Regions from separate parts of the Homo sapiens genome. Here region 1 is linked to region 2. A link is a loop called in an ENCODE intact Hi-C map of the cell type or tissue named here. Cell type or tissue: natural killer cell. All regions are shown on one strand. Links, peaks and the distances in the headings refer to the core of each region. The heading gives the core; the rest is flanking DNA. Region 1 overlaps ARIH1 (ariadne RBR E3 ubiquitin protein ligase 1). Region 2 holds the start of CELF6 (CUGBP Elav-like family member 6).

Region 1 (15,890 bases), core at 4,885-12,884, 220 kb before region 2:
TTTTTCACTAGACAATATCTAACAGACACCTTTGTCTTTAAATGTCTACATTTTTCATTTTTGCACAATATTCCACTGTAGTTATTTACTATAATATATCCAACCAATGTTATTCTGAAGGACATTTAAATGTGCCACATATAAATAATCCTAGATTAAAATCTTAGCCCATCAGATAGGGAAAAATACCTAGACTTAACTTGTATTTATTTATTTATTAGTGAAGGTGAACACATTTTTCTGTGGTGATCTTATTCCCTATTAAGTTCAGTATGCAAAGAGGAAGAGTAAATCTTTGTTTCATGGGTTGCTTTCTTTCATTTCTTTCTTGTCTTTCAACCTTCTTTAATAGTGTTTAATTACCACTTTAAAATTTTTATGTAGGCACATTTATCGTGCTACTCCACTGTGATTTCTGCAGTTCATATCACACTTTAAAAGACCTCTATACCCAAAGATTTTTTAATGGAAATTCATTAATGATTTAGATCTCACCTTTAAATTGTTTCCATTAAAACTGTTGATTTATTTTTGCGTAATAAGGAGTAAAGCCAGGATTCCATTTCATTTCAATCCAAAAATCTAATCACTTATTGAAGGGTTGTTTCATCTATTGGAAACACTTTTTCCCACCTTTAGGTTCCAGCTTACACCCAGCTTCCTCAAATAACTGATCTCTGACAGCTCCTCACTTCCACCCCCATTAGATAAGGTTCCCTTGAATTACATCCCATTGTTACTCTGCAGTCCTTTGCAGCACTTACAACATTACTAACTGTAATCACTCTTTATGTTTGCTCTGCTAGAATGTAAACCCCATGAGGACTACTTTATTATTCCTGGAGCCCTTAATGTCTACAGGCATGTTACAAGCACTTAGTTTCTTCTTAAAGAGTAACTGACTAATCTAACTCTCCCCACTGATCTGTTCACTATATACCCAAATTTCCTATTTAGACAAGTTTATTCCTGGACTCTCCATTCTATTCCACTAATTTGTCTGCTCTTGTAGTCGATAAATTCTCAATATTTGACAAAGATCCCTTTATCATTCTTCTCACAGAATTTTCTCTGTTCTTCCATATTTGTTTTTTCAAGTTAAGTACAATCATTAATTTTTTTTTCAAATCCTCTTGGAACTTTTACTACAATTATATCAAGAGTAAACTGACTGAAAGAATTGACTCTATAATATTGTCTTCCTAGCCAAGAACAAAGTATCTTTTAATTTACTTAATTCCAATTCCTATTCAGTCTCTCAATAGTTTTATAACTTTTTTTCACTATGTGGATCCTGCACATCTTCCAGTAACTTTATTCTCAGGTATTTCAAGTTCTTTTTGTTGGGAGAAAAGCTGAGTGTCGGGAGAGAAGCTGAGGCAGGGCTTGCATGCCTGCTAGACTGCTGGCTCCTTACTTCTAGCACTCCCATTATCTCAACTAGCCATATGTTTCAAAGAAAATGCTAAACCCTCACAGCTGTAGCTCATTCGCTTGATACACCGCTTCCTTTTAACCCCCACATCCTCACCACCTGTTTCTTTGTTTGATCACCAATAAATAGCGTGGGCTCCCAGAGCTCCAGGCCTTCGCAGCCTCCATACTAGCGTTGGCCCCCTGGTCCCACTTTGTCTCTTGTCTTTTCTCATTCCTTTGACTCCGCTGGACTTTGTCGCCCCCACAGCCTGGTGTTGGGTCCGATCACATCAACACTTTTACTATCAATCTGAATTCCTGTGCTTTAGATAGCATGTACTGGAGTTTGCAGCATTTTTAAAAATAGCGTATATTGGAGTTAATACCTTTTTTAAAAAAAATGAGTTAGGGTCTCACTATGTTGCCCAGGCTGGTGCACAGCAGTTTTTCACATATGCAATAATAGCATACAGCCTTGAACTCTTGGCCTCAAGAGATCCTCTCGCCTCACCTTCTTGAGTATAGGTGGGACTATACGTGCACACCACTACATGTGGCTTGGAGTTTATAGCTTTTTGATCCATTCTAGAAGCCACCAAAGGAACTTTCAAATACTGCTAAGTATTTTAAATGAAATATGAGTGGGAAGCTAAAAATCCACTCATATTCTTGGGGGTAGTAGGCCCAGAAATCTTTTTCTTTTACCAAAGTTTCATGTATTTGTTCTGATCTGTATTTATTATATGGTCCATTCACCCCTGACTCCACAATGTTTATTTGGAAATTACTAAAATCTAATTTAGTTTTACTAGGAGTGGCCTATGTAATTAATACTTAAATACATTTCTTAATTTATAAAACTTAAATAATACATTGATCATCCCTTTGGTTTTGGTCAGAACTTCCTAAAGCTCTTCCCAGTTGATTACAGTTTTATATAATTTTTTCACTAATTTTTTTTTTTTTTTTTTTTTTTTGAGACAAAGTCTCGCTCTTGTCACCCAGGCTGGAGTACAATGGTGCAATCTCGGCTCACTGCAACCTCCGCCTCCCAGGTTCAACCGATTCTCCTGCCTCAGCCTCCCAAGTACCTGGGACTACAGGCGCCTGCCACCACGCCCAGCTAATTTTTGTATTTTTAGTGGAGACAGAGTTTCACCATATTGTTTAGGCTGGTCTCGAACTCCTGACCTTGTAATCTGCCCGCCTCAGCCTCCCAAAGTGCTGGGATTATAGGCATGAGCCACCGTGCCCGGCCCATTGTTTTTATATCATGTAGCCTTTCTTTCAAGAATGATAACTGTTTTTTGTCTCATAAACTTGATCACCTCCAACTACTTAGACATAATTCTAATGTTTAAATGTGTTCAACTGCTCACTTTGGCCAAAATCCCTTCCCTCCTCAATATTCATATAGAGATAGTGTTCTATTTTCTTGTTACCTGTTGTTACTGAGGAAGTCTGGCCAAAATAATTTTCTCATTTTCTTCTTTCTTTATTCTTGAACTTTAGCAGTTCCACTAGGCTTTATTCTAAGCACTTAACTTTCTCTTTTGAAATGTCATTTGGATATTAATTACCTCAAGATCCTTTAGTTGTTAAGAATATGTTTGGTTTGCATCCAGTCTCTTAATTTGTCCTCCATGTTTACCAGTTGCTACTTACTTCTTTGTCCTTTTCCTGTCTTCCAGACCTATTTTCTGTAATGCCTGCTCTATTTCTTTCTGCTATCAACATGGTTTGAAGTTCTACAAAATCATTATTTATCCTTTCTTTTTTTTTTCTGTTCTGTCAGTTCCCTTTTCACCTTCTGTTGTTTTATCAGTTTACCTCTGATCCCTCATCTCAAGAGTCTTATGTTTAATTTCCTAAGACAAAGCTGATTTCTTCTAATTATGATTGTTTTATTTAAGACTACTGTGCCTGGATAGTAGTCCAGGCATAGAAGAATAGGCTGGATTCTTAACTATCCACACTGTTTACCTGGGCACTATCTGGAAGTTCCTTCAGTTTGCTGGCTTCTATGTAAATCATTGCTTCTGAAAATCAGACCAAAATAAAAAGGAACTGACTCAATGTAAAGCACTGTAGTTGAGGCATCTTTAATGAGTTAACCAAATACTTCTCTCTGCTTCATTGACTTGAAAGAGCTGCAAAGCTTATCCTAGGACTGTGCTTCTCTCCTTCCCTGTAACCCTGCCTATCCTTTTCAGGAAATCATATTGATCAAAGTAAAAAAACAAGCAGCAGTATGGTTTCTCCTTCAGCCTTTCCTTAGTGAAGAAAGGGCACAAGCAGGTTAACACCCATTCCTATGGCCTATATTTCTCTACATTAAGATTTTCATATAGACAATAATCTGTCAATTTAAAAAATATTGGATTTAAGCAGTTTCTCAGTAGATTGTAAATTCTCTTCTCTCCAGGATTATTTCTGCACATTGAGTATATTTACAGAAATACAGCTGAGCAACCTGGTACTCAGACAACTTTCCAGAATATTTGAATCTTAATTTTTCATTTTACTTGCCTGCTATAGAGAAACATACCAAATAATATGAATTAAATTTCAAGGCAGGAAAGTTACAGCCTAAGAGCTCTTATGTCTGGTTGAGGAGAGAGGAAACGGGGCTGGTAGGGATCACCACTGGCTAATGCTTCTTCTTGAATCCTGAGTGACTGTGGCATCACTGCCATTCGAATATTTAATTTTATCTTCAAAGCTACTAAGTCTTCATACTTCATAAAGACCAACAACTATTGGAGAAGTACTAATTCTCACAATAGAATCAGAAAAGCAAAATGTAAAACCAATTTAAAGATATAAAGTAGGCTTTTGTACGCTGTATTCCTTTATTTACTTATTTATTTGCGGGGGAGAGGGAGACAAAGTCTCTCTCTGTCACCCAGGCTGGCTTCATCTCAGCTCACTGCAACTTCCACCTCCCGGGTTCAAACATTTCTTGTGCCTCAGCCTCTGGAGTAGCGGATTACGGATGTGTGCCACCACTCCTGGCTAATTTTTTTGTGATTTTAGTAGAGATGGGGTTTCGCCATGTTGGCCAGGCTGGTCTCAAACTCCTGGGCTCAAGTGATCTGCCCACCTCAGCCTCCCAAAGTGCTGGGATTACAGGTGTGAGCTACCACGCCCAGCCTCTATGCTTATTCTTAAACTATCAGAGCTCAATCCTCCTATCCAGTCTTTTAATGCTTCCATTATACATTTGCAAGTCAACTAGCTATTGCTATAAGCCTGAGAGGGAGTAAAAATAAGCACACATATGAAAATGTATTAAAAAACACATTATAGGTTATATGTATCCATGTATGAAAATGTATATACACATAACGTTTACTTCTAAATGACCAAAACATTTCTGTTTTAACACTCACATATGGCAGTTTATGGGTATCGGATTGCAATTTCAAAATACTACAAAAGTCACAATTATTCTATACCTTATAGTTCTGACAAAGAACAAAAATCCAGGGTGCCAAAACCCTTCCAAGAACTGCCATTTCAACTCCCCCCAGCCACATTAACCTGTTAATGATGTAATTTTTTTCTACTTTTAGAAAATGTACATTTAAGGGAAAATGTCAAAGGAGCAAAGGAATATCTTAAATTCATTTAAATCATACGAATGAATAAGAACTGCCGTCACATTTATAAAAAGCAAAAGTAACATGAGGTATGAAGATGACTGTCTTAAAACAGCAATACGGAATAATAAGTCATAAAAAATACTAAAATAAATAGTTCTTTCTCTTCTGGGGAATGGGATTGGAACTGAGGGTTTGGAGCACTATTTTTCATTTATAACTCTTGGGAAACTATTGGACTTTTAAAAAATCATGATTGTGTTACTTTGATAAAAAATTAAATTTAAAAAAGGGTTCCTGAGGCAGAATGTAAGTTTTCAAACAAATTAAAAGATATTACTGCATCCTTTGTGGTTTTTAAAGTTATTCTTTCAAAAGAATGTAAGATGACTGGCATAACTACATACCTCTACTAGGTAAGTTCAGAATTCCAAAGAACAAAAACCATCTAAAGGAGTTAAGGATAGAAAACCTTTTTATCCTAAGGAAAGCTTTTAGCCCTCATGTTACAAACAACAACAACAACAACAACAACAACAAAAATGAGAACTCACACAAATCTGTAACAGCTTGCTATAAAAGACTTAGGTTTCTTAAGCTAATCTCTAAAAAAAAATGGGTATTCTATGTAGTTTTTATAGCTAAATATACATACTGCTCATATATTTTTCAGAAAAAGTAGAATACTTTTTGAGGCCATAAGATTTTTCTTATTAGCCTAATTTTTTTTAAAAAGGCATTATAATAAAATAAAACCTAAAAAAACAGCATTGTAATAAAATCTCCTAAGTTTGCTTACTGCTAAGCAAAAGAATGCTTGATAGAGCAGCTACTAATTAATACTACTTCCAAGTGGCAGCACAAAAATCTTACTGCATACTTTAACCTTTTTAGTTCTGAGCCAGGATGAAGGCAGGTGGATTAAGGAACTAACCACAGTGAAACAGATGTTAAGATAACTCTTTCTAGGCTCGAATTCGCAAAACCATAACAGAATTACAATAAACTATGCCATCTTCCAAAGGGATCCAATACCCATTTACTACAGAAAAACCTAAATACCCAAAAGCCAAGTGAACAGTAAATTGACCTCTTACATCCCCCCCATTCAGCTTTTACGATAAAAAATTTTGCTAATCAAAAAGCTTTTTTACATAATAAAATTTTATTGTTTCTCATGAGTTTTAAAGGTAGATGTAAAACTATGCAGGTAAATAAAATTTCAAAAGAAAAAAAAGGCTATGTGCAGTAGCTAGTGAGCCTGTATCCCAGCACTGTGGGAGGACAAGCTGGGAGGATCGCTCAAGCCCAGAGTTCGGAACCAGCCTGAACAATATAGCAAGACCCTATCTCTATTAGAAATAAAATTTAAAAGATAAAAATAAAAGTATGGAGGACATTTACAAAAGAAGTTAATGACTATTCTTTTTCTAACACAGAATGGAGAACATCTGTACAATACAGGCTTTAGAAGACACAGATGCTGGTTTTCACAGGGTGTTCCAGCCACACTACAAACACATGTGTCATCTTTACTGGTGGTTGTCTACGACTTCTGGCTTATGACTATTTCAGTTTTACCAAGATCATCAAACACATAAATTTGTAATTGGAGGTCCCTGGCATTTCAACAATTGGGCAGAATCCAAATGTTATAACTTATTTACAAATGTTCTCTGCCCCCGCCCCACCCCCGCACTCCCAGGAGAAGGTTCAAGATTGTATTACTTTTTCAAAAGAGACTACAGTCCCCAAAACGACAAGAACCATTATTTTTAAAAAACTATTTTTACTTCAAAGAAAACCAAGACAGTGGCTTTTTTTGTCCACCTCTTTCCAAATACGTGCATTAAAGGAAATCTACACCCTCTGCTTAATGGTCTTTTGCTCCTGCTATACATTTTTATCTAGAAAATAAAACACACTACTACTTGTGATTCATGCAACAGTGGATCTCATTCCAACTGAAGAGAAATATCGTTTCTTCAAGTATATAAAAAGAAATTGTCTTTTTATTGTTTTGATAACGATTTTTCAATATATCTAATGCAAGTCCTCAGGCTGTAAAAGTTGAAAGCCTATGAATCAAACAAGTATGTTTAAAATTCAGCTATGTTAAAACAAATTATCCATCAAAACACAAGGTAGTAATATAATTAAGTTCCATTTAACACAGTTCCCTCACCTATTCAGCAACTATATGTAGGAATTATGCTAGTTAGTTGTAATGTCAATTGTTTGGAAGGAAAGAGATGAATACCTGTTTGTAGTATGACATGCTACTTAGCATGCAAGAATGGGAGAAGAATCCTAGAGAAGTACAGAAAACTAACTTCAAGATGTTGAAACAAGTTGGTAAATGTGGTAAGAATACAGACAATAAGGCCGGGCGCGGTGGCTCACGCCTGTAATCCCAGCACTTTGGGAGGCCGAGGCGGGTGGATCACGAGGTCAGGAGTTCGAGACCATCCTGGCTAACACGGTGAAACCCCGTCTCTACTAAAAATACAAAAAATTAGCCGGGCGAGGTGGCGGGCGCCTGTAGTCCCAGCTACTCGGGAGGCTGAGGCAGGAGAATGGCATGAACCCCAGGGGGCGGAGCCTGCAGTGAGCCGAGATTGCGCCACTGCACTCCAGCCTGGGCGACAGCGAGACTCCGTCTCAAAAAAAAAAAGAATACAGACAATAAGAAGACATAGGAGGCATCGATTTGTGATGCACAGAATTGTACGTGATGGCTATGAGCACAACCCCAGAATGAAGTATTCTTGATACGCTCTGATTCTGTACAAAGCTACAGCTCTTAAGATTGAGGCCTGAATAGCAGAGGGCATCCCAAGGAATATACAGTTATAAGCAAAGACATACAGAATGGAGTGAATGTACACAAGGTTTTCAAACCCCAAATCCGGGGAGTATGGCTTTGATGTGGCAGAAACCACAAGGGTAGCAGAGGTTGCTCAAGTAAGTTAACACAATCTAAGTTAAATTTAGGATAGATTTAATATACTAGAGCCTAGGAGAGCAGTGAGAAAAGCTGTCTTGGCAAAATGTAAGTTTACTTGTAGGTACAAAGGAACTATTAATCCTACATGTCCAGGAAAAAAGATGGACCTTCCCTTTAAGACTGATCCTTTTCCTATGTCTGTGTATATGTGTTTTAAAATGATTTTTATTTTGCAATAACACAATCCTAGAGAAGTACATAAACATGCAGCTTACAAACTGTTATAAAACAAACACCAGTATATAAATACCACCCAGGACAAGAAACAGAAGACTGCTAGTACTCTACAAGCCCCCCTAAACGTATGATCACTACCCTGTTTTTTTTTTTAATAATTACACCTAAATATGCATCCTTAAACAATGTAAACTTAGTTTCAACTGTTTTAATCACTGCCCTTTTTAAATAGCTACACCACCTAAACACACATCCTTAAACAATATAAACTTAGTTTCAACTGTTTTTATATTTTATGTAAGTAGAACCATATAGTAGATAGGTATTACTTGGGGTCCTTTTCTTTTCACTATGTTTTTAAGATTTATCTATGCTGTGGCTTGTAGCTTTTGCTCATTTATTTTGCACTGCTGAATAGTTACTATGTCAATATACCATAATTATCTATCTAGTGTAATAGTGATAAACATCTGGGTTGTTTATAGGTTGAAGTATGAATAAATACTGCTAGGAACATGCTTATATATGACTTTTTCTTTTTTTGAGACAGGGTCTCACTCTGTCGCCCAGGTTGTAGTGCAGTGGCATAAAAATGGCTCACAGCAGCCTTGACCTCCTAGGCTCCAGCAATCCTCCCACCTCAGCCTCCTGAGTAGCTGGGACTACAAGCAGATGCCACCATGCATAGCTAATTGTTTAATTTTCTGTAAATACGGGGTCTCACTATGTTGCCCAAGCTGATCTGTAACTCCTGGCCTCAAGCGATTCTCCCATGTTGCTGAGTCCACAGGCATGAGCCACCACCAGTTTTATATATGACTTTCAATGTAGATGTGCACGTATTTCTTTCTATTGGATATATACCTGAGAGCGGAATTATTGGGTCAAAGAAAAAAGAAATTTTTCATATTTCTTTCTAAAGACATTTATTCTAACAATTTACCTCCAGATTCTGATTTTTCCACATGTACAATCACATTGTTTGTGAATACACAATCACATTGTCAGTGAATATTAACAGCCAGGGGCCGGGCCCACGGGCTCACGCCTATAATCCCAGCACTTCTGAAGACAGGTGGATTCCTTGAGCTCAGGAGTTCAAGACCAGCCTGGCCAACATGGTGAAACCCCATCTCTACTAAAAATACAAAAATCAGCTGTGCTTGGGGGCATGGTCCTGTAGTCCCAGCTACTTGGGAGGCTGAGACAGGAGAATTGCTTGAACCTGGCAGGTAGGGGGCTGCAGTGAGCCATGATCTCACCACTGCACCCCAGCCTGGGAGACAGAGCAAGACCCCATCTCAAAAAAAAGAAAACCCCCAAAAACACAGGCATTTCTCTTACAACACTGTATTTTGTTTTCATTTTTTGATGTTCTACTGGCTAGAATCATTTCTAGTATAATGCTGAATTGAACTGGAGATACGATATCCACATCTTGAACTCCCATCTAAAAGGGAAATCTTTTTTAACATTTCAGTGGATAAACTATGATATCTCCTACAAATGTTTCTGTAAGATTTATAAGGTTAACAAAGTTCTAGATTGCTAATAGCTTCTTTTTAAAATCATGAAGCAAAGGCTCCTTGGCATCTCTGAAATGTTTTTCTCATCAATTTGTTCAAGTGACCAATCATGCTGAATTGTTTCAGGTTAAACCAACCTAGCATTCCCAGGATTCACCTCAGGTGGCCATGCTGGGTTACCCTCCTTTTTATATATGTATTGCTGAATTCAATTTGCTAATATTCTGAGGTGTTTCTGTTGTTCCAGTTTTTGTTTTGTGTGCGTGCGTGTGTGTATGTATGGTTTTTTTGTATCTATGTACATAAGACAAACTGGTGTATCATCTTTCCTTGGGTTTTGGTATAAAGGTTATGATATCTTTATGAAGGCAGAAGATCCTATTTTTCTGTTCTTTAGAATAAGGTTGAAGTTACTGTCATATTAAATGTTATGGTAGAACTTTCCAGTATAACCATTTGAATTTCAACTTTTCTTTATAAGAACATTTTAAATTATGGATTTCATTTCTTTATACTTAATAAGGATACAGGTTTACTATTTCTTATGTCAGTTTTGGGAAATTGCCTATTTCTAGGAATCTACCCATTTCGTCTATCAAGTTTGAATAGTTGTCCATAATTTTAAGAGTTTTTTTTTAAACCATCCACAAGATCCTAGTGATACTCTGTTTTCATTCCTAATACTGGTTATTTAGGATCTCTCTTTTTCCTAACCTCATCAAAGTGTCAACGTTATCAGTCTTAAAAAAAAAAAAAAATCTTACGGCTTCTTGATCCCTTCTACTGCATGTTTTCTATTTTATTATATTCTGTTCTTTATTTCTTTCCTTGTATTTTCCCTATATTTATTTTGTTGTTCTTTTCCTAACTTGAGACCTCTAAGCTTATTACTTGAGACTTTTAAGATGAATGCTTAGCTCATTATGCATTTAAGGTTATAAATTCCAAAGTACAACATTCTGCAAGATTTTTCCCTTTAACAGACAAATAGTTGCTTAAATAACAATTATGAGTATTTGAAACTTCAATCAACACTGGCAGAACAAAATGTTGGTTGGCTTTAAAAAGATACAAAAGCTAGGTACAACATAAAACCATTTATATTAATTAAAACATACTGTTTATGAATATATTTTCCATGAACATAGTATTCTAGGTAAGGTTTATTTTCTTTCAAAAGACTGAGGTATCATCTTACTATCACTTTCACTGTTGCTGTTGAGCTGTGCTCTAGAATATTATTATACCTATACTTTCACTCTTTTGAAAGCAGCCTTTCTTGTATCTCATTGATTTAGATTTTTTATTTTTGCTGATTTTGTAGTTTTACTAAGATGTTTTTAAATGTGGATTTCTGGTCAGGCCCAGTGGCTCACCCCTATAATACCAGCACTTTGGGAGGCTGAGGCAGGCACATCACCTGAGGTCAGGAGTTCGAGACCAGCCTGGCCAACGTGGCGAAACCCCATCTCTACTAAAAATACTAAAGTTAACCAGGCCTAGTGGCTCGTGCCTGTAATTCCAGGTACTCAGAAAGCTGAGGCCCTAGAATGCCTTGAACCCGGGAGGTGCAAGCTGCACTGAGCTGAGACTGTGCCACTGCACTCCAGCCTGGACAACAGAATGAAACTGTGTTTCAATAAATAAATAAATAAATAAATAAATAAAAATGTGGATTTCTTTTTACCATATTTCATAAAATCTAAAATGCTTTCGTGCTGAAATTTCATGATCTTAACAGAAGTTGACATGGAAAATTTTTCACGAGTCAAAATTTCAATCTTTTTGGACTGTAAGGTGTCAATAATTGAAAGATGCATCCAGATTTCAGATGTTAAAATGTGAAAAACTGTGTATCTTAGGATCAGTGAAACAAGTAGCTATCACACATGGGAACTGTTATGTTTCTTCAATCTATGACATTTGGGTCTTTTACCAATCTGCAAAATTCTCAGTCATTTTTATCTTAAAATACTGCCTCTGCCACATTCTCTCCTCTCTTTCTAAAACTCAATGAGACCTTCTCATTATATCCTCTGTATTTCTTAATCTCTTCTGTATTTTCCATCTTTTAATGGATATACTTAATTCTGGATCATTGTTTGATTTTCAAATACACTAAACTCTCTTCAGCTTTGTCCAGTCTGCTGTTAAACTATGTCACAAAGTTAATTTTGCTTATTTTGTTTAGTTATAAAAATTCTGATTTTTTTCCAAATCTGAATGACAGCTCCCTGGTGATAGCATACTCATTTTGGTCTAGGTCTGACAATTCCAGTATCTTAAGTTCCAGGTTGTTATGTTTTAATTAGAAAAATAATTTGAGAAAATAGTTTAAGGTCTTAAATAATGTTATTTCCCTAGAGAAGATTTACGTTTGTTTCTGTTATATACGGGGGCTATCTTAACCCAAGTTCAAGGTTTAAGGTTTTCTGGACTACCCAAAAGACATGAAGATCATCTTCAGTCTTTAAGGAGCTAGTGTATTCAATTTTCGCTCTTAGTAGACCTAATATTCCAACTTCCCCCTCTACTAACAAAGGGCAAACAAAACTCACAGCTAAGTCTCTTAGCTACCTCTTCTGGATCAACATACACTGCTAGAGCAACAAGGACTGGAAGCTTGTTTCTCTAAATTTCCCTTGATTCCCAAACTCTCAACCTTGAACCTCTATTTCCTATCTTACTAATTATTTGATAATCTTACTTTTCAAACATGTTTCAGTATTTCACCTAGCCTCTTCTAGTGTATTTAGTGAAAGGAACGGTCAAAATTACCAGAAGTTTCCCAGAGTCTCCTATATTTTGTCTCAGTTAAAACTAATTTTACTTCTCTTTCCATCTACCCTCTGCTATCAATTTAGCTGTCACTATTGTAAGTCAGGACAATATTTTCCTTTTACCTGGATAGTTAAAACAGCTCATTTATTACTAGATTTTTTTCTGAAATAATGCTTTTCCATCACTATTTCTCCATAAAACAACGTTCAAGGGCTTCCCAATAAAGACAGAAAAATTCCAAATTCACTTACTTAAAATTCAAGGCCCTTATAACGTGCATTAAACATTTCCAACCATTTCCCCTCTATTCTTCGCATACTCCAGACATTCAATCTCATAATTGTTCAACATATATTCCTTAAACTTTGTGCCCCACTTAGTTTTGTTTTCTGAGCCTTAAATACCCAGGTTCCCATATCACTTCTGCCCTTCCTTGTCCAATCAAATGCCACACCTCATTACTAAATCCTTTCCCACCTAGGTCAAAAATAAAAATTTATCTCTAAGTACCATGGAGCCATAAAAACTTATCTCTACGTACCATGGTGGTCTATTGTATGATACACTGTTGTGTGTAACTCCTCATCACCAAGCTCCTGCTCAATGTCTTAAACATAGCTGATATTTAAAAAATTCCTGGCAGGGTGCAGTGGCTCAGGCCAAGAGAGGAGGACTGCTTGAGTCCAGGAGTTCCAGACCAGTGTGGTCAACAAAGTAAGGTCCCATCTCTACAAAAAATTTGCTAGGTGTTGTGGTGCACAGTCCTACCCACTAGGGAGGCTGAGGCGAGAGAATCAGTTTGAGCCCCGGAGTTCAAGGATGCAGTCAGCTGTGATCACGCCACTGCACTCCAGTCTAGGTGAGATAGTGAGATAGGGGGAGCAAGAATTCTGTGTTCTTAATCACTGTACTATAATGAGATAGTACATTTGCTTTTTTTTTTTGAGACGGAGTCTCGCTCTGTCGCCCAGGCTGGAGTGCAGTGGTGGATCTCGGCTCACTGCAAGCTCCGCCTCCTGGGTTCACACCATTCTCCTGCTTCAGCCTCCTGAGTAGCTGGGACTACGTGAGCCCATCACCACACGCGGCTAATTTTTTGTATTTTTAGTAGAGATGGGGTTTCACTGTGTTAGCCAGGATGGTCTCGATCTCCTGACCTCATGATCCGCCCACCTTGGCCTCCCAAAGTGCTGGGATTACAGGCATGAGCCACCACACCCAGCCGTACATTTGCCTCTTGCCCTTCACTACTCTCCTCAATAATACGTGAATTGTTTTTTGTTTTTTGTCTGAGACAGGGTCTCACTTGGTCACTCAGGCTAGAGTACAGTGACATGATCACAGATCACAGCTCCACCCTCCTGGGCTCCAGCAATCCTCCTGCCTCAGCCTTCTGAGTAGCTGGGACTATAGGTGTGCATCACCACACCTAGCTAATTTTTTATTTTTTTGTAGAGATGGGGGTCTCCCTATGTTGTCCAGGCTAGTCTCAAACTCCTACGCTCAAGCGATCTTCCTGCCACAGTCAGCTAAAGTTCTGGGATCACAGGCATGAGCCACTGTGCCCGGCCGTGGATTGTTTAAACAGGAAAAATTTCACTGTATTGTAGAATAGTGATAAATGTCATCAAAAAGGCAAGGTTTCTGAAAAACCAAATTTACTTTCACCATCCCTGAGGCTAATTATGAAATTATATATTATTAATAATGTGGCTACAAAAAGTTCCATGTTATCATAATCACATCCAAGTATTAACACTAGTACCTACCCATTAAATGGGTATTAATGCTTCAGAATGAAAAGTGAAAAGCTATTTGTAACAGAGTCCAGGAAAGACTGAAATCCTTCTTCAGGATTCTTTAATTATACCTGTCCAAGTATAATTAAGTTTTATAGGTGGTTAAGTTTTCAACCACCTGTATTTCATCCCACCTCAAACACACCAATTAATTCATTAGCATTTACCCTATATACTACCATACTATCAACTGAAATGAGTTTTTAAATGTTATTATAATTTAATAACCTACAAGAAATCTGAGCTGCAAGAAAGACACTTTTTTTTTTACTTGTTATCAACTTAAAAGTAGCTCCATTGTTGATGCTGTTTCTAAAAGCTCCCAAAATGAAATCTGATTTACATTCATGTCATAACTTCAATAAAATTCTATTACAGAAAAGAAAACCTATAAATGGCTGGATTTAATTAAAATACTTAGTAAACAATGGCTATATATTAGGAACTGCGTTATGTGTAGGAATACAAGAAAAGTAGGATAGTTTCTGCACAAAGAACCTCAAATAGAAGTGGTAAAATACTAAATCAAATAAACAATACAGTGCAAAGCAAGTAGATCTTGAGAGATAAGAAAAGCTGTCTCAGAAGAAAAGGTTAACTTGAGTTTTGAAGGAAAATTAGGAAAAAAGACAGTAAGAAAGGCAAGTCAGGCCTGGGCCAATGACAGTACAATTCCAAAGATGCTCCCTAGAGCTGCACAGTAAACAGAAGCCCTGGGTCAAAACACAATTGCAAAGCTGAGGCAGCAGAAAAATGAATTTGGTGACTGTCACAAAAGTTTTGTACTACTAAAGTGTAATATGAGAACAGACATAAGGATACGGAGATAAAAAAAAAAAGCTAGCAAGGTAAACAGAGGACACAATTCACTTTCCCATCCCTCCAGGTGAGAGAATTCCTCCCAGGCAGGAGCAGGGAGACAGTTTATCAAAAACTCACTACTCAAAGAAGGTTCAATGAGGTAATCTATCAAAGGAGTAAGGAGATATCCAGCTTTCAGACGTTGCAGAGGTATTAGTTGTGGTGTCATATGCCCAATATTGATGTTATCAGCAGTGATACCTGTGCCCAATGGCAGCAGCAACAGTGCCTCCACTAAAATAGTTTGACATTCTGATTTTGGCATTTTCCTGACTGCACAACCTTCACACCTAAGATTCTCAATCTTTAATGTCTATTTCACTTTTAACTTCTTAAAGTTTGTTTATAATGAAAAATCCTGACTGATATACCAAGAAAGGAGGAAAAGGTTCAAGATATGACAGATGAAATAATGGAGGCAATATCCCACAAAAATCATGATAGTATCAAAACCCAGATGGAAGACTTGACAGATAACAGTTGTTGCTGTATTTCTGATTTTATGCTTTGCTTTGCTTCATCTGGAGAGGCATGGAAAGAAATTAGTAATTATAGAAAATTCTATTTAGTTTGTAAAACAGAAGAGAAATTAATCTGCAGAGATTTAAAAAAAAAAAAAAAAGCATTAGACAGTAAAAGAAAGAAAATGACAGTGGTCTGGAAAACTGCTATAATGGATAAAAGAAAAGACCATAAAGTTAAAGGTGTCCTTTCTCCACCA
Region 2 (15,890 bases), core at 5,342-13,341:
GGGTTCAAACGATTCTCCTGCTTCAGCCTCCAGAGTAGGAGGAGCCCGCCACCATGCCTGGCTAATTTTTGTATTTTTAGTAGAGACGGGATATTGTCATGTTGGCCAGGCTGGTCTTGAACTCCTGACCTCAAGTGATCTGCCCGCCTTGGCCTCCCAAAGTGCTGGGATTACAGGTGTGAGTCACCATGCTCAGCCAGAAAAATAAATCATTTAAAAATCATGATTTGCTTCTGAATTGAATATTGTTTTAAGAACTTTTTGATGATTCCAGTTGCTACTGCTGGTCTCCAGCAGTTTCTTAGAATAGTCAATGGACACAAGTTATGTTAAAATCTCTATTAGGCCAGGTGCAGTGGCACACTCCTGTAATCCCAGCACTCTGGGGCACCGAGGTGGGTGGATCACTTGAGCTCAGGAGTGTTCTAGACAAGCCTGGGCAGAATGGTGAAACCACCATCTCTACAAAAAAAAAAAAAGAAAAAAAATTATCCAGGCATGGTAGCGTGCACCTGTCATCCCAGCTACTTGGGAGGCTTAGGTGGGAGGATCGCTTGAACCCAGGAGGTTGAGGCTGCAGTGATCTTAGATCGCACCACTGCACTACAGCCTGGGTGACAGAATGATAACCTATCAAAAAAAAAAAAAGGAAATCTCTATTAAAATAATTAGCAATTTTACTGAAAGAGGCATGAAAAATATATTATGGAATAAATATATAATTTATGAAGTATGTGTCTTTGTCCAAACATTGTATTACTACTTTGTGCAAACATCACTGATCCATCAAGAGAATACCTAGACATGTGCAGGAGTAATAAAATTCCATCAGCTCTGATATTTTGCCAACTTTCAGTCATATAGAAAGCGTAGCTGTACATATGTCTTTCATTTTCGTAATTCTGAACCTGTATTTGTGAAAATAAGAGGGGAACATATTTAACAAATTGTAATTTGATTTGTATCTTTTAAATGTTTAGATGCACAGTATGTCGATTTCCATTTCTTATTTTGCGCTGGGCCCAACAAATGTTGGGGTGGGCCTGGCCCTAACATCCTCGACCCTCAGAACCTCAGCTTCCTTTTCCGGAAAAAGAGAACACTCCTGAGTTCACAGAACTGGGATGAACTGGGCACCTGGTGCATAATGGGTTCTGAGTAAATACGGCTAAGTTCCCTCACTCTCCTAAGGAGGAATCCGTGTTCAAGGAGTGTTTAAGGGGTTTTTATTTTATTCTTCCTTTCTTTTTAAGGCTGCAAGGGAGACGAATGTGTCTGAGGCTCAGGGGTAAGAAAGTGGTTAAAGACACCGAAGACAGAGATGTGTGATGGGGCGGGGTGGGATTGGCTCCGAGGGACTGGCTCGATAGTGGGAATAGAGAAGAGGAATCCCCATCCACCCCCGCAGGAAACGCACCAGCGTTTGGAGGTGTGTGTGCCTGCGTGTGCCTGCGTTTGCCTGTGTGTGCCTGTGTGTGCGGTGGGGATTAGCCCCGACTCCGGCAGACACCATCACGCATGACGAAGCTGCTTCCCCTCACGCGGCCCAAGGCGCACACGCGCGATCCACGGCCACGCCCGCACACACTCGACACACACAGGGCATTCGAGGGTCCGGTTGCCATGGCGAGCAGGAGCGCGTGAGCCCAGCCGCCCCCCCCGCCCCCGGCGAGCCCAGTCAACTCCCACTCTGATTGGCGGCTGCTTCCTCATTATGCAAATCATTTGCGTAGACTCGGCGGCCAGCTGCCTGACGTCACCAAGCACGGGGGCTGGGGCTCGGGGCTCGGCTCTGGGAGAGCTCGGGCGGGAGCCCAGAGAGAGCCGCACGGGGACCTCAAGCCAGACCCCAGCGTTCAGCCGCCACCTCGGCCCGGGCCCGCCCCGCCCCGGCCCCGCCCCTTTCCTGCCCGCCCCACCCCCTCTACGCCCCTCCACCCGGACCCCGCCCCCTGGGCAGCCCCCCGCCCTCTCCGCCCGGGCTCCGCCCCCTCCCCCTGGCCCTCGCCACCGGTCCAGGGAGGGGACGGCGGGACAGGCGGGACCAGTGGGACCGGCGGGAGGGCTGACAGGGCGGGGACATGGCCGCGGCGCCGGGAGGGTCAGCGCAGCCCGCTGGCCCCGGCCCGCGCCTGGGTTTCAGCACCGCGGACAGCGGCGTCGGCATGAGCGGGCTAAACCCCGGTCCCGCCGTACCCATGAAGGACCACGACGCCATCAAGCTCTTCGTGGGGCAGATCCCGCGGGGCTTGGACGAGCAGGACCTCAAGCCGCTGTTCGAGGAGTTCGGCCGCATCTACGAGCTGACGGTGCTGAAGGACCGGCTCACCGGCCTCCACAAAGGTGCGCGGGGTCAGCCCAGCCCAGCCCAGCCCCAATCCGATTAGAGTGTGGCCCGACCCCAGCCCAGCCCCAGCCCTAGCCCTGCCGAGAGCCAGTCCAACACCAGTCCAATATCAGCCCCACCTCAGCCCAGCCCCCTTCCCAGATCACAGAATTTTCTCTCTGACATCCTCCCTCTGATTATCACTGTGGTCCCCTAACATGTTCTCCACTCTAACCTCCAAATTCCTGGCCTCCACCTCTCACATCCCAGCAGTCCCTGCCTTTCAATTGGACCTTTCCACCACCTCTCCCATCAGACCTAAAATTCTGGAATTTGAAAACTTATTCCACCTTCTAGATCTCGAATACCCTCAATTTCCCAAACCCTGAGCCCAAACACTCCTGAATCCTCCATCTGGTGGCACCTCACTCAGGCCTAACCACCCACATGCATATCTTGGACTTGCACCCCTCCTCTGGCCTCCTAGTCCGGCCATCCCCCTCAAGAGCCTTCTTTTGACTCTCAGACTGCCAACCTAAAACACCGCAGACCCAAACCCTCCCCTTCTTCAGAACCCAGACCTGTCTAACACAAAATCCAATTCAATTCCCAGGAGGCTCTCAGTTCCAGACACCCCCTCATGTTCAACAACAGCCCCAATCTCTCCTGCCCTTCGCCAGAATCCCAATGCACTCTACCTCTTTTGATTTCAGTTCAGAACCCTGACCTCAGCTGGGAACTCCTGCCACCCTGTGTCCCTTTCTTCTTGGATTTCTCTCAGCTAAATCCACACTTCTTTCCTTCTCTAATCCCCTCACTCCTGTGCCTCTTCTTTGCTCCTCCCCAGTCCTCTTTATGGCCTCTTTCTTTCCCTCCCCTCACAGGCTGGTCCCAGTCCAGGCCCATTCTCAGGGTGAGTCAGGCTGAAGAGACAGAAGGAGATCTTCTCCCTGCCCTTTCTAGAGAGATACACGGTCCTGTTCGGCCACACCCCTTTCTTCCTGTAGAGAGAGGGAGGAGGCTTGTTTACATGCAGAAAAGTCTGTCCAGGCAGGGCTGGAGTAAGAGAGCCAGAGTCACATGTCATACATGGGCAGGAGAAGGGGAGATGATTTGAGAAGGAACACTCTTATCTCCTCCCCCACCACCACCACCATGCTGTGCTTTCAAGTTTTTGCTGGGAAAGAGTCACCAACTATCCTCCATGATCTTCCTAAGAGAGGAGTGGTGGGCCTTGGGTAACAGCTAAAGGTACATTCCTAAGGACTGAGAGCTGGAATCAGACTGCCACCTCTTCAACTTGGAGGCCTCGTAGGGTTCCTTGGCACACTAATGTAGGCACTTCGAGAAAATGCCAATAGAAGAGCTAGGACCATCTGGCTAGGAGTACAGCTTCCACCCTTTGGGCTGGGATTGTGTTAATGGGTGTATGAAAGGACAATACCTCACCATCTAGAGTCCTTCTAATGCACTCCCACTACCTGCCTGTCTGTCCATCCCTCTGTAGTAACTCATTTTCTTATTTTTAGACATTGATTTCAGGATGTACATACAAAGCTAATCTTTGTAGGCCATCCGTACAATAAGGGAAGTGTATAGAATACCCTTAAATCTCACTCTTCTCACTATCAGTCTCTGAACTGTTCCCTCATCCTCTCTCTTTTCATTTAGCTCTAATTCTGCCTGTTATTTTCATTCATCTGTCTCTCAAACCATGCTTCTCTGTCTTTTCTTCCCTTCATTCTTCCACCCTCTATCCCGGCTAGTCCACATGGGGCTTCTTTAGGCAGCAACTGGGCCCCTGAGCCTTTCAGACAGGCAACCTGCCCGGTTTGGACGTCAGGTGATATGGGTTGGTAGCAAAACACAGAGCAGGGATGTAAGTGGAATCAGGTGTTTGGTGATTTATTTCCAAACTAAATCACAACTCTCCAAGGCAAGTGTTGCCTTCCAAGATGATTGTAGAGGGTCTCCAAGTCAACATCTTCCTCATCCTCTCCCCAGAAACAGTGACTCATTTTCCTTTTGATGTCTGGGTACCGAGGCAGGCAGCCACAGTGCTTTGAAAACAACCCCAGCTTGGGAGTTAAGACATTCCAAATCCTGCCCTGCCACTGACCCACTCTCTGGGCTTCAGTTTCCCTGTTGATGTGATAAGAGTTTTGCTCAGTTCTCTAAGTTCCCTTTAACTCAATGAATGTCCGGCAATAAACCCATCTTAATGGGGCAGCCCTGTAGAAGAGGCCAGAAAAAAATGTTCCCATTTGCCTTTCTAATCTGCTGAGGTCTAAGTGGAAATCTGCCCCAAGTTCCTAATGGCTCACCATATCCACTTTCTCCTCCTTCAGTCCTTCTCCCTCCTACACTCAGAATGCTCCTTTTGAAAACAGATCTTATCATCTCACAGATCTGCTTAAAACCCTTTAAAGTGGCTCTCTATTGCTCTTAGGAAAAAGTTCAAAATCCAACTGAGGCCCACAAGGCTACATATGACTTGATTCCTGCATATCTCACTAGCCACTCTGCCCCCATACACCAGCCTCCAGCCACACTAACCTATCCATTTCCCCAACACACCAAATTCTTGATTCAGTCTTCATATATGCTTTTCCCTCTGTCTGAAATAATCACTGTCCTTTTCATCACCTGATTGTTAAGGACTCAGTGTTCTTGTTCTCGAGGACTCAGTGCCTTCTTTGAGACATTACTCAACCCTTTGGACTTGTTTAGGGGTCCCTCATGATTTGTCTAATCCCCATGAGGGCAGGGAATGTGTGTCTTGTTGCCACTCTATCTCCAAGGTCATCAAAATGCCCCACCATAATAAGTAAGTGTTCAATAAATATTTTCTGAATGAATGAGTGCTCAGTGGCTGTTGGAAAGGAGGAGAGTGCTGCTTCAGTGCTTCCTAGCAGGCTACAGGTCCTGAGGCTGAACAAACAGAGGGCTAAACTTGACCCTTTGGCTCAACCTAGACCTCTTCGCTGACCCATATATGCTGGCCCTTTTAGAGGAGCCAGATTTGAGGCACAATAACTCTTTAAGAGGCCCTACCTCAAAGCCCTAGGAGGGTTGACAGATCAAGATCCTTGAACAGGATTAGGGGGTCCCTGGAAACTCCCACCTATGGGAAGCCCTTAAACCAATCCCATCTTCTAAGTCTCAAATCAATCCATTCCCCAGCTTCAAACTTAGGGGAGGGAGACATGGACAAGAGCTGGGGGCTCCTGGGGTTGGCTCCCAATCCTTCTTTTACTCTTTTGCCTCCTCCCATCCGAAACTGAGTTGGGAAGGAATTGAGGCTGATCCTGGGAGACTCCATGAGTCTGAATCCAAAAAGGAAGGGGAAGTCTGGGTTAAAGATGATGATAAAGCTGCTTAGGGAGGTTTAACCCCAACAGGACTTGTGACTGGAGTGGGGAGGGGAGATGTGGGATTGTATGCACATGTGACTGGGTGTGGGCACATATGTTCTCTGGGCAGGATGCCAGGAGCAAATGAAAGGGAGCCAGAGCCTGGGACACTGGTCCCCAGGCACATGAAGCCCCTCCCTCCAGAGGTGGGAGGCAGAGAGGGCTTCTCAGAAAGCAGAGTCCTTGCTTAAAGGAGAGTGGCCTTAAGTTTGTCAACTTAGTGGGGTATTTCGAAGAAGAATAGTTGGGGGTTTCAGGAAACCCCCTGAGCCAGCCTCTTCCTCCTCAGGCTGTGCCTTCCTCACCTACTGCGCCCGGGACTCTGCTCTCAAGGCCCAGAGTGCACTGCACGAGCAGAAGACCCTGCCAGGGGTAAGTCCTCCAGGTTGGGGGGTGGGAATCACCTCAGGCTGGGGACAGTGCCCTGTGTGCATGCCAAAGCAGCATGTGGGGGCTGGGTTGGGACCGAGAACTAGAAGCAGAGTCATCTTTCTAGGAGAGGGCTTCCTGTACCCTGAACAGCAACAAATTCTTTGTTACATCCAATCTTCTGGCTCAAAAAAGGGGCTCAAGATCCTTGGGCCAGGCGTTCCACCCATCTTTTAGGAGAGGCATCAGTGTTGAGGGCTAAGCTAGAATTTATTCACCTTGGTAAAATTATGGCTTTGGGTGTCTCTTGTCACTGGTGTGAGCATGTATGCAGATACATGGGGTAGAGGTTCTGCTGGACTGGTAGCCCATTTTCTCTAGTCCTAAGGTCCTTGCTGGAACTTCTCTCTAGTCCTTTTCCTGTAATGGTTATTTTTGGTGCCTTGACTCACTAAGATTGTCTTCCCTCCACACTGCAAACACTTGGCTAAAGTTAGGGGAGACCTGATTCTACAGGCAGCTTGGCTTGTAGGCACCAATGGTACCTGGTCTGGTCTTGGCTAATGGATAATCAGTCAACAAAAGGCAAGGTGGGACCTACTGACCATATGGCAGAATAAAGGGGTGATCGTTAGTAACTAGCATGGGTTTACCAAGAGCAAGTCATACTATACAGCCTTGTTTTCTCTTGTCCAAGAAGCGGTGTGTCTAGAACAGAGCACTGTTTAAATGCCATTCACAGGCCAAACTTGGGACTATGTCCAGTTCTAGGCCTCTCAAATTTAAGAGAGTCGTTTGTCTACAAGAAAGAGACGAGGATGAAGTAAAGACACAAGATATATTTGGAATAATAGTTTGGAAGAGTTGGGATGATTTAACTGGAGGAGATAGGGCTTAGAGGGACTTTAATAGGGAGGCATCATAAGCTAATAATTAAAAATACTGGTTTTTGAGGCCGAGTGCGGTGGCTCACGCCTGTAATCCTAGCACTTTGGGAGGACAAGGCGGGCAGATCACCTGAGGTCAGGAGTTCGAGACCAGCCTGGCCAACATGGTGAAACCCTGTCTCTACTAAAAATACAAAAATTAGCTAGACATGGTGGCAGATGCCTGTAGTCCCAGCTACTTGGAAGGCTGAGGCAAGAGAATCACTTGAACCTGGGAGGCAGAGGTTGCAGTGAGCCAAGATCATGCCACTGCACTCCAGCTTGGGCAACAAAGTGAGACTCAGTCTCAAAAAAAAAAAAAAAAAAAAAAACACTGGGTTTTGAGTCTCACAGACCTGGATTTGAATCCCAGCTCTGCCATTTATCAGTTCTGTGTCTCTGGGCACGTTACTTGGACTCCTGAGCTTCAGTCTCTTTAGATATGAGGAGTGGGTTATACTAACACCTAGCTCGCTTGGCTGTAGTGAGGATTACTTGAGGCTTAGCAAGTGCCTGGCACAGAGTAAGATCTCAATAAGTACTACTGTTGGGGTTGGGGTAACTACCTTCAGATTCTAGAAGAGGGGTTTGGTTTTCTATGAGTGATCCCAGAAGGCAAGATTCGGATCAGTTAATATAATAAGAAATAGGCACTGATTTCAGCTCAGTATAAAGAAGTCACTTCTCTGAATTGGAGCTACCAAGCAATGGAGCAAGCTTCGCCAAGAGCTAATCAAGCTGTTAATGGGGTGACAGCTCCTAGAACCAAGCACAGTAACTGAAGCACCTTTAGCCTCACTTTTGGGGACTAAGTGCCAAGTAACACCAATTTGTCACCATCACTGGTCCTCTGTATGCAAGCTCCTGAGTCAGAGAGACCTGGGTGTGGATCCAGGCCCACCACTCACTAGCTTTGTGACTTTGGGCAAGTCTTTACTGCTAAGCCTAAGTTTCCTCACCTGTAAAGTTAAACTCATAGGGTTGTTGTCGTGGTTAAATGAGCTAAGTCATTAAGTGAACTAAAGTACTCAATGCTGTTCTTGGCAGAAAATAAGCACTCGATATGAGTTAGCTGGTGGTAGTAGTGATAGTAACAGTAATAGTAACAGCAGCATTAGTAGGAGTAGGAGTAGAACTCATCATTCATCTAATCATGGGAGCAAATGACTTCTGCTTCTAGAACTGAGAGTCAATGAGACAAGCTGTAACATTCCATGTGGGAAACAGCATGGTAAAGGTGCAGACACAGAAGGAACAGGTGGGTGTGAAATGCGGCTGGCACTGTGGGGGAGGCCCACGTGAGCATGGAGGGAAGCTGGAGGGAAGATCTACAGAGGGCAGCAGTTGAAGATGAAACTTTGAATGCCAGGCTTTACCCTGAAAGGAAATGGGAGGTCCCCCCCAAAAAAATTAAGATAAACTTTGGGAGGAAAAAAATCTCTCCTCCACAAGACACAGGGCTCTGCCCAACTAATTTTTGTAATTTTAGTAGAGATGAGGTTTCACCATGTTGGCCAGGCTAGTCTTGAACTTCTGGCCTCAAGTGATCCACCCACCTTGGCTTCCCAAAATGCTGGGATTACAGGCATGAGCCACCGCACCAGGCCTAAATAAGGTATTGTTATTGGCATTCCCATTTTACAGGTGAGAAAACTAAGTCATAAGAATCAAGTGACTTGCCCAAGGTCATATAGTTAATAATGGGAAGATCTGGACTTTGGGCCCAGCTAATCTGGCCCTAGAACTCATTCACTTAACCACTGTACTGTGACCTGAGACAACCAGGTAGCAGACAGGGGTCTTAGGTTCTAGAGAGAATGGTGACTGGGGACATCTTCCCCCTCTCACTGTTTCATCTGCAGGTCTCCAACATGGCCTGGCTTCCTCTGATACTGTCAGGATTGGCTTTATTCACCCTCTCCAGCTTAACAAAGTGAAAATTAATATTTAATTATTCTCCTAAATGAAAATCAATGGCTGTGTTGGCCAGCCCCAGCAATGCCTGTGCCATCAATCTTTCCTCTGGGCCTGCCAGGGACAGCAGCAACTTTAGTCGCCTGGCCTTAGGCCCACCAGCATGGAGGAGGAGTGCCCAGCTCTCTGCTGCCATTGGGTCCTGAGCACAGCTGCCACCTGCTGGAGAAGCAGGGACAAGACTTTAATCTGAATTCCTGCTGGCATCAGGCAGGACTGTCACCATGGGACCAGAAAAGGCTAGGTCAGCCCCCAGAGAGAAAAGTCTGAAACCCTAGGGGGAATTTCATGGTTTGTTTTTTGTTTTTTGTGTTTTTTTGAGACACAGCCTCATTCTGTCACCCAGGCTGGAGTGCAGTGGTGCCATCTCAGCTCACTGCAACCTCCACCTCCAGGGTTCAAGTGATTCTCCTGCCTCAGCCTCCCAAGTAGCTGGGATTACAGGCACCCATCACCGCGCCAAGCTAATTTTTTTGTATTTTTAGTAGAGACAGGGTTTCACCATGTTGGTCAGGCTGGTTTTGAACTCCTGACTTCAAGTGATCTGCCCGCTTCAGCCTCTCAAAGTGCTAGGATTACAGGCGTGAGCCACCACTCCTGGCCAAGAATTTCATGGATTCTGATTGACTAAGACCTTCTTTTGCTTGGCTCCTCTCCATTTGTCCCCTGCCAATTTCTGTCCCCTATGAAAGCTTGCCTCCCTATTCGAGAACTCCTTCAAACCTTGGTTGGTCTGTCCCACCTGGCTCCCACCTCCTGCAGCCTCTTCCTGATGAAGCCAGAATTCCTTCTTTTAGCCTCACTTTATGCTCCAGAATCCACCTGAAGAGGGTGAGGCCTAGCCTCAGCCCCACTTACGAGATGCATAAGGTGCCTCCCTATTTGTTTATCTCCCTGTTCCTGACTTCCCTTTCTTTGGGAAGCCATCCCTTCAAACGCTGTGAAGAAGGCAGATGTTACTGAGTAGGGGAGTACATTTGCTTTTGCAAGTTGTGCCCTGCACAAAACAGCTTGGGTAGAGAGGGCAGATGGGGGCAAAAATCCAGCCATGCTCTATTGACTAAGTCATGCACATTATTTCAAGGCTTTGTCAGCCCAGAGGAAAGGGCACATTTTTTCTCATTCATCCCAGGGTTGGGGAGTGCCTTTTTATAATTTACAGAAAGGCACTGTATGTGCTAGCAACCACTTCATGAATGAGTCTGAGTCTTTGCCCTCAAGATGCTTCTTAAAAATGAGTCTCATTGGCCGGGTGCAGTGGCTCACGCCTGTAATCCCAGCACTTTGGGAGGCTGAGGCGGGCGGATCACGAGGTCAGGAGATTGAGACCATCCTGGCTAACACAGTGAAACCCCGTCTCTACTAAAAATACAAAAAATTAGCAGGGCGTGATGGCGAGCGCCTGTAGTCCCAGCTACTCGGGAGGCTGAGGCAGGAGAAAGGCGTGAACCTGGGAGGCGGAGCTTGCAGTGAGCCAAGATCGCATCGCTGCACTCCAGCCTGGGTGACAGAGCGAGACTCTGTCTCAAAAAAAAAAAAAAAGAAAAAAGGTGAGCCTCATTGCATCTCACTCAGGCATACATCTGGGCAAGTAAAAGAGAGACCAGAATTGGGGAGGGAGTCCCAGAGTCAAACCGTAAAGGAAAAGGCCGGGTGCGGTGGTTCACACTTGTAATCCCAGCGCTTTGGGAGGCTGAGGCGGGCGGATCACTTGAGGTCAGGAGTTTGAGACCAGCCTGGCCAACATGGTGAAACCCCGTCTCTACTAAAAATACAAAAATACAAAATAAAAATAAATAAATAAATAAAGGAATAAAGAAAAGAATAAAAAGAAATGGGGAGGGAGTAGATGCTTTGCAGAGATGTTATCTGAGCTGAATCATGATCATATTTTATCATATTTGAGGATCTAGAAACCTAAAAGACAAGAAAATTTGGGGACAGTGTGAACACTGGCAGGGAAGGTGTCTAGCAAAGATAGCTAAGGCTCCACATGAGTAGAGAGAATCGTGCATGTTGGGCAGCAGTGGAAGAAAGACTCACAAGTTTTGACAGCTAGTCTTAGAATCTTGGGCTTTAACAGGAGGCTTGCAATGGGGGAACAGAGGTGGATTTTAAGCAGAGAAGAGTAAGAGACTAGGTTCAAAAGATTACTCTGGGCCAGACATAGTGGCTCATGCCTGTAATCCCAGCACTTTGGGAGGCTGAGACTGGAGGATCGCTGAGCCCAGAAGTTTGAGACCAGCCTGGACAACATAGTGAGACCCCGTCTCTACAAAAGTTTTTTAAAAATTAGCCAGGTGTGGTGGTGTGCCCCTGTAGTCCCAGCTACTTGGGAGGCTGAGGTGGGAGGGTTGCTTGAGCCCTGGAGGTCGACGCTGTCTCAAAAAAAAAAAAAAAAGATTACTCTGGCTATGGTGTGAAGAAGGTTGGGTTGGAAAGGAAGCAACACTGCAGGCTGGATGACCCTTTAGTGCAGTGTTGCTTGAGTGTGGATGAATGGTGATGCTGGCCTAGAGCTGGAGATAGGCCAGGAAAGGAGATAAGAGGTTAGATTTCAGAGCTGTTTAGGATATCCATATAGATTCTAGAACCAATGGGACTTGACAGTGGGTTGAATTAGAGGAGGGGGGTGAGGTAAAACAAAGTACTAAAAATTAGAAAGTTTGGTTTTTTTCTGTCCCACTCTGCCCTGCACCTCCTGACACCTTTCCCAGACCTACCAGTGTTCCCTTCCTCAAGAAGGTTCTGATAAACTCTTCCCATGGAATGGGGAGTGCTGAGGGTGTGAGTGCTCAGTGAAAAGAATAGTTGGCATCAGGGCAGAAGAATCTGAAAAGGGCAATGCTGAGCCCAAAGGGAGGAATTTTAGACAAATCAGGGCAGAGAGTTAGGTAGGGTTTTGCTCTCCCTTCTGCTCACTGGGGCAGAAGGTCCAGGGCCCTGTGCGTGTCTGTGCGGCCTCTGACCTTTCCCACTCCATTGCCTGGAATAGGTTGTTCTCTCTGACATTCTATCCCTTGAATTCCCCTCCAGGGCTGGGCTCTGAAGCAGACATGGGCCTGGACTCCACCTGGGAAATTCTTAAGGGAACAGGTGCTCAGCCAGGGCAAGAGCTCACCTGAAGTCCCAGGACAAGTTTTTGGCCTGGGAGGCAATGTCCTCTTTTCCTCAAGGGGGACTCCTGATTACGTCCTGATTATCCCACTGCCATGTCCCTCCTCTGCCCATGGCAGGAACAAGATATATATAATAGGTTGCCCAGGAAGCTCATGGGGGCAGCTCTCTTTCTCCTCCAGCCACACATAACATGCCTAAATCCCAGGTGTCCTCCATCACCACTGCTCTGTGGGGACTGAAGGCTCAGAGCCCTGCTCTCCCCAACTCTGTTCTTACTCTCTTGGGTTCCTCCCCTGGGGACTTCCTTGTACCCCCAAACTCCCAAACTCCCACCTTCCCCAACTCCCAAGCGATGAACCTGAGGCTCAGCCAATATGCCCTCCTCTTCCCGGGTCCACATATCCAATAGAACTATAGCCCAGTTAATTCTTCCTACACATCTGTTAAATCTGTTCATTTCTTTCTATCCAGGTCACATTCACCTCTCACCTGTGCCACTGATCTTCTTGCCTCTAATCACTCCTTTTCCAATCCTTTCTCCACATAGTGACAGCTTATGGGATCCTTCATAAGACAAAACTGACTAGATGATTCCTCTACTTAAAACCCTTTCCTGTCTGGGCATAGCGGCTCACACCTGTAATCCCAGCACTTTGAAAGGATGAAGTCCAAGGATCGCTTGAGCCCAGAAGTTTGAGACCATCCTGGGCAACATAGTGAGACCCAGTCTCTACAAAAAATTTAAAAATTAGCTGGGCATGGTGGCATGTACCTGTATTCCTAGCTATTTGAGAGGCTGAAGTAGAATAATCGCTTAGCCCAAGATTTGGAGTTTGCAGTGAGCTATGATGGCGCCACTGTACTCCAGCCTGGGTAGCAGAGTAAGACCACAGGTCAGGAGTTTGAGACCAGTCTGGCCAACATGGTGAAACCGTCTCTACTAAAAATACAAAAATTAGCTGGGCATGGTGGTGGGTGTCTGTAATCCCAGCTACTCAGGAGGCAGAGGCAGGAGAATTGCTTGAACCTGGGAGGCGGAGATTGCAGTGAGCTGAGATCGCGCCACTGCACTCCAACCTGGGTGATAGAGTGAGACTCAGTCTCCAAAATAAATAAATAAATAAAAATGTTTAAAAAAAAACATTTAAAAATCCTTCCCTCCCCTGGATCCTCATTGCCTTTGAAATACAACAAAGTCAAAAGTCAAAATTCCTTGATGCGGTTTTCACAGCCTTCCCTAATCTGGCCCTTGCCTACCTTTCAGTTTCATATCCTTAACAACAATAACAACAACAAAAACCGGCCAGGTGCGGTGGCTCACACCTGTAATCCCAGCACTTTGGGAGGCCGAGGCAGGCAGATCACCTGAGGTCGGGAGTTCAAGACCAACCTGACCAACATGGAGAAACCCCGTCTTTACTAAAAATACAAAATTAGCCGGGCATGGTGGCGCATGCCTGTAATCCCAGCTACTCGGGAGGCTGAGGCAGGAGACTTGCTTGAATTGGGAGGCAGAGGTTTCGGTGAGGCGAGATTACGCCATTGCACTCCAGCCTGGGCAACAAGAGCAAAACTCTGACTCAAAAAACAAACAAACAAAAAAAAACAATAACTTTTTATATCTGAGGTATCTACTAAGATCTAGCAGTTGTCATTTTCATCACAACGCTGCAAGTTAAGATCATGATTCCCTCTTCACTAGTGTGGATATTGAGGCTCAGAGACCTTAGAGAAGCAAGTGGTAGAGCCAGGATTGAAATCCACATCTATCTGCTAGGAAGCAATTTGCTCTACCATGGCTACTCCCATGCCAAGTGCTCACTAGAAACTTTGCTCCTTCAGGCTTGCAGCTCCCTGTCCGTACCCTAGCCATTGCAGCTCCCTGTCCGTACCCTAGCCATTCAGCGTGCTCAGCCACCACTCCTACCTCTCCTATTATCTCTACATGGCCAATGACCCCAGTCCTGCAAGGCTCAGGTCAAACATTGCCTCTTCTATGCAGCTTTCCTCAGTCAACCTCTTCAGCTGGAGTCTGCCTCTTCCACAGCTCTTGACCTTGCACTCCCCCGAGGCCCTGGTCCCTCTGTGCCTCACTATTTGTGTTCATGCCTTAAGAATGGATTTGAGCAGCACTCCAGTGCAAAAATCATGGGCTTCAGCCTCAGACAGATCTGGGGGTAAATCCCAGCTCAACCACTTACCCACCATGGGATCTTAGACAAGTGATTTCACCTCCCTCAGCCTCAGCTTTCTCATCTATGATATGGGGACACTTGTATTCCCTTGAAGAGTGGTTGGAAGGATTTAGAGACAATGTATGTAAAGTGTCCCAGGAAGGGCCTGGCACAGAGTGGGCTCTCAGGAAATGGTAACATTATCTTCCCCTCTGCGAGCCTATGAAGAGAGGATCCCCATACAGATCATCACTGTCTCCCACGAAAGGCTGCCTGGGGCTCATCACAGAGTTCAGGAAATGCTGGCAGCATGCCTGGGTGGTGGGAGGCCTAGGTCAGGTCCAGGGGGGAACATGTATGTACCACCCGATGCCCACTCTCTGTTGAAGGGTGGGGAAGTGGGTGGGAGGAGAGAAGGTGGCGTCCCCCAGAGCACCATCTCCCAGGAAACCCAGCCAGGGAGGCAGCTGCCATGGAAACTGCTGCTGTCACGTGTGCTCGTCACTCTAGGCTCCAGAGAGAAATTCTCAGGATCTATTTAAGAACTAATAAAATAATGATGGTCTTGCTCACCCTCACTGCCCCCCACCCCAGGCTTCTACTCTTTTGGCCTTCTTCCCTACCAGGCTCCTCCCTGCCTCTCCTGCACCCGCTTCCTTACCCTTCCTCTCCTCATTTCCTTCCCCTCTCCACCAGTAACTCTCTTTCCTTGCCCCTTTCTAGAACTGTCTTTCTCTCACATCATTTCTGTCTGCCAGTGTTTCTTCATCTCTCCCTGTGTCTCTGCTCTCCATGGCTCTGTCTCTTGGTCTTTCCTCCACAATCACAGGTGGCCATGCCCAGGGACGGGTCCTGTCCTCCTGGTCCCTGGTCCAGGCCAGTCCAGACCTGTCAAGCTCGCCCTGATCTGCTTGGATTGATCTGTCATCCCCTCTAGACTGCAACCTGAGTCCTGTTGGTGTCTCCGCCCCCACCCACAGCCTGGTACACTGCAGGTGCTCCACCACCAGCGGGTGGGTGTGTCAGAGCCCTGGGTGGGAGGGGAGTTGCGCTGGTTCAGACTTGGCCTGTTCTCTTTTCCTTTTTTTTTTTTTTTTTTAGTAAGCCCTCCCTGCCCCTCCCACCCCCAAATTTGATCCAAAGGAAATTGCTCAACTGTGACTGCCAGGGCGTTACCATGGTTACTGGGTAGCACTTGTGGCTATGGTAACAGGAAGCTGCCTGTTGTCTCGGCAACGAGCAAATTGGTAAGGGATGGAGTGGCCCCTGATTGGTGCAGAAGCAGAGCATTTCCTGAGGGGAGGGGGTCAGATCATCACCTTCTCAGGCCAGATGGGCATCAGTACCCCTTCCTCCATGAACGGGAAGGCCGCTGTTTTTCCCTCCTGGCACTCAGCTGCCTGCCCCCCAACAATAATTCCTCACCTCCCACGCACCCAGCTCTTGGCAGTTTACAAAGACCTTTTGCGTCCCCATTACCTCATGTGATCCCCACAACACCCATGAGAGGAAGGTGAGATGGGGATTCAATCATGAATTCACTCAGGGTGGTTGGGGGATGGGGATGTGGGGGCGATATATTGAAATC

The links. Peaks named below come from ENCODE experiments on the same cell type or tissue, not always from the same donor. Only the 100,000 strongest peaks of a DNase experiment are listed, where the experiment ranks them.
Region 1: it touches region 2 in a loop (5-fold over the local background); 11 of 110 quality-filtered maps call a loop at or near these places.

Annotation. Positions count from the first base shown.
Region 1 is chr15:72,526,762-72,542,651 of GRCh38, reverse strand. The region is part of intron 2 of ARIH1 (ariadne RBR E3 ubiquitin protein ligase 1); the gene reads right to left. Among named protein-coding and RNA genes, the nearest start is that of MIR630, 53 kb to the left of the region's middle. RefSeq lists silencers at 1,448-1,648, 9,358-9,407. In natural killer cell, for the core only: a CTCF peak has its summit at 9,452; DNase peaks (open chromatin) are centred at 7,931 and 9,441.
Region 2 is chr15:72,306,066-72,321,955 of GRCh38, reverse strand. CELF6 (CUGBP Elav-like family member 6) reads left to right here and starts at 1,799. Exons shown (of 13, transcript NM_052840.5): 1 at 1,799-2,343; 2 at 6,029-6,111. The coding sequence starts at 2,082. RefSeq lists silencers at 1,663-1,712, 1,773-2,112. In natural killer cell, for the core only: CTCF peaks have their summits at 8,965 and 9,164 (motif pointing left); a DNase peak (open chromatin) is centred at 9,165.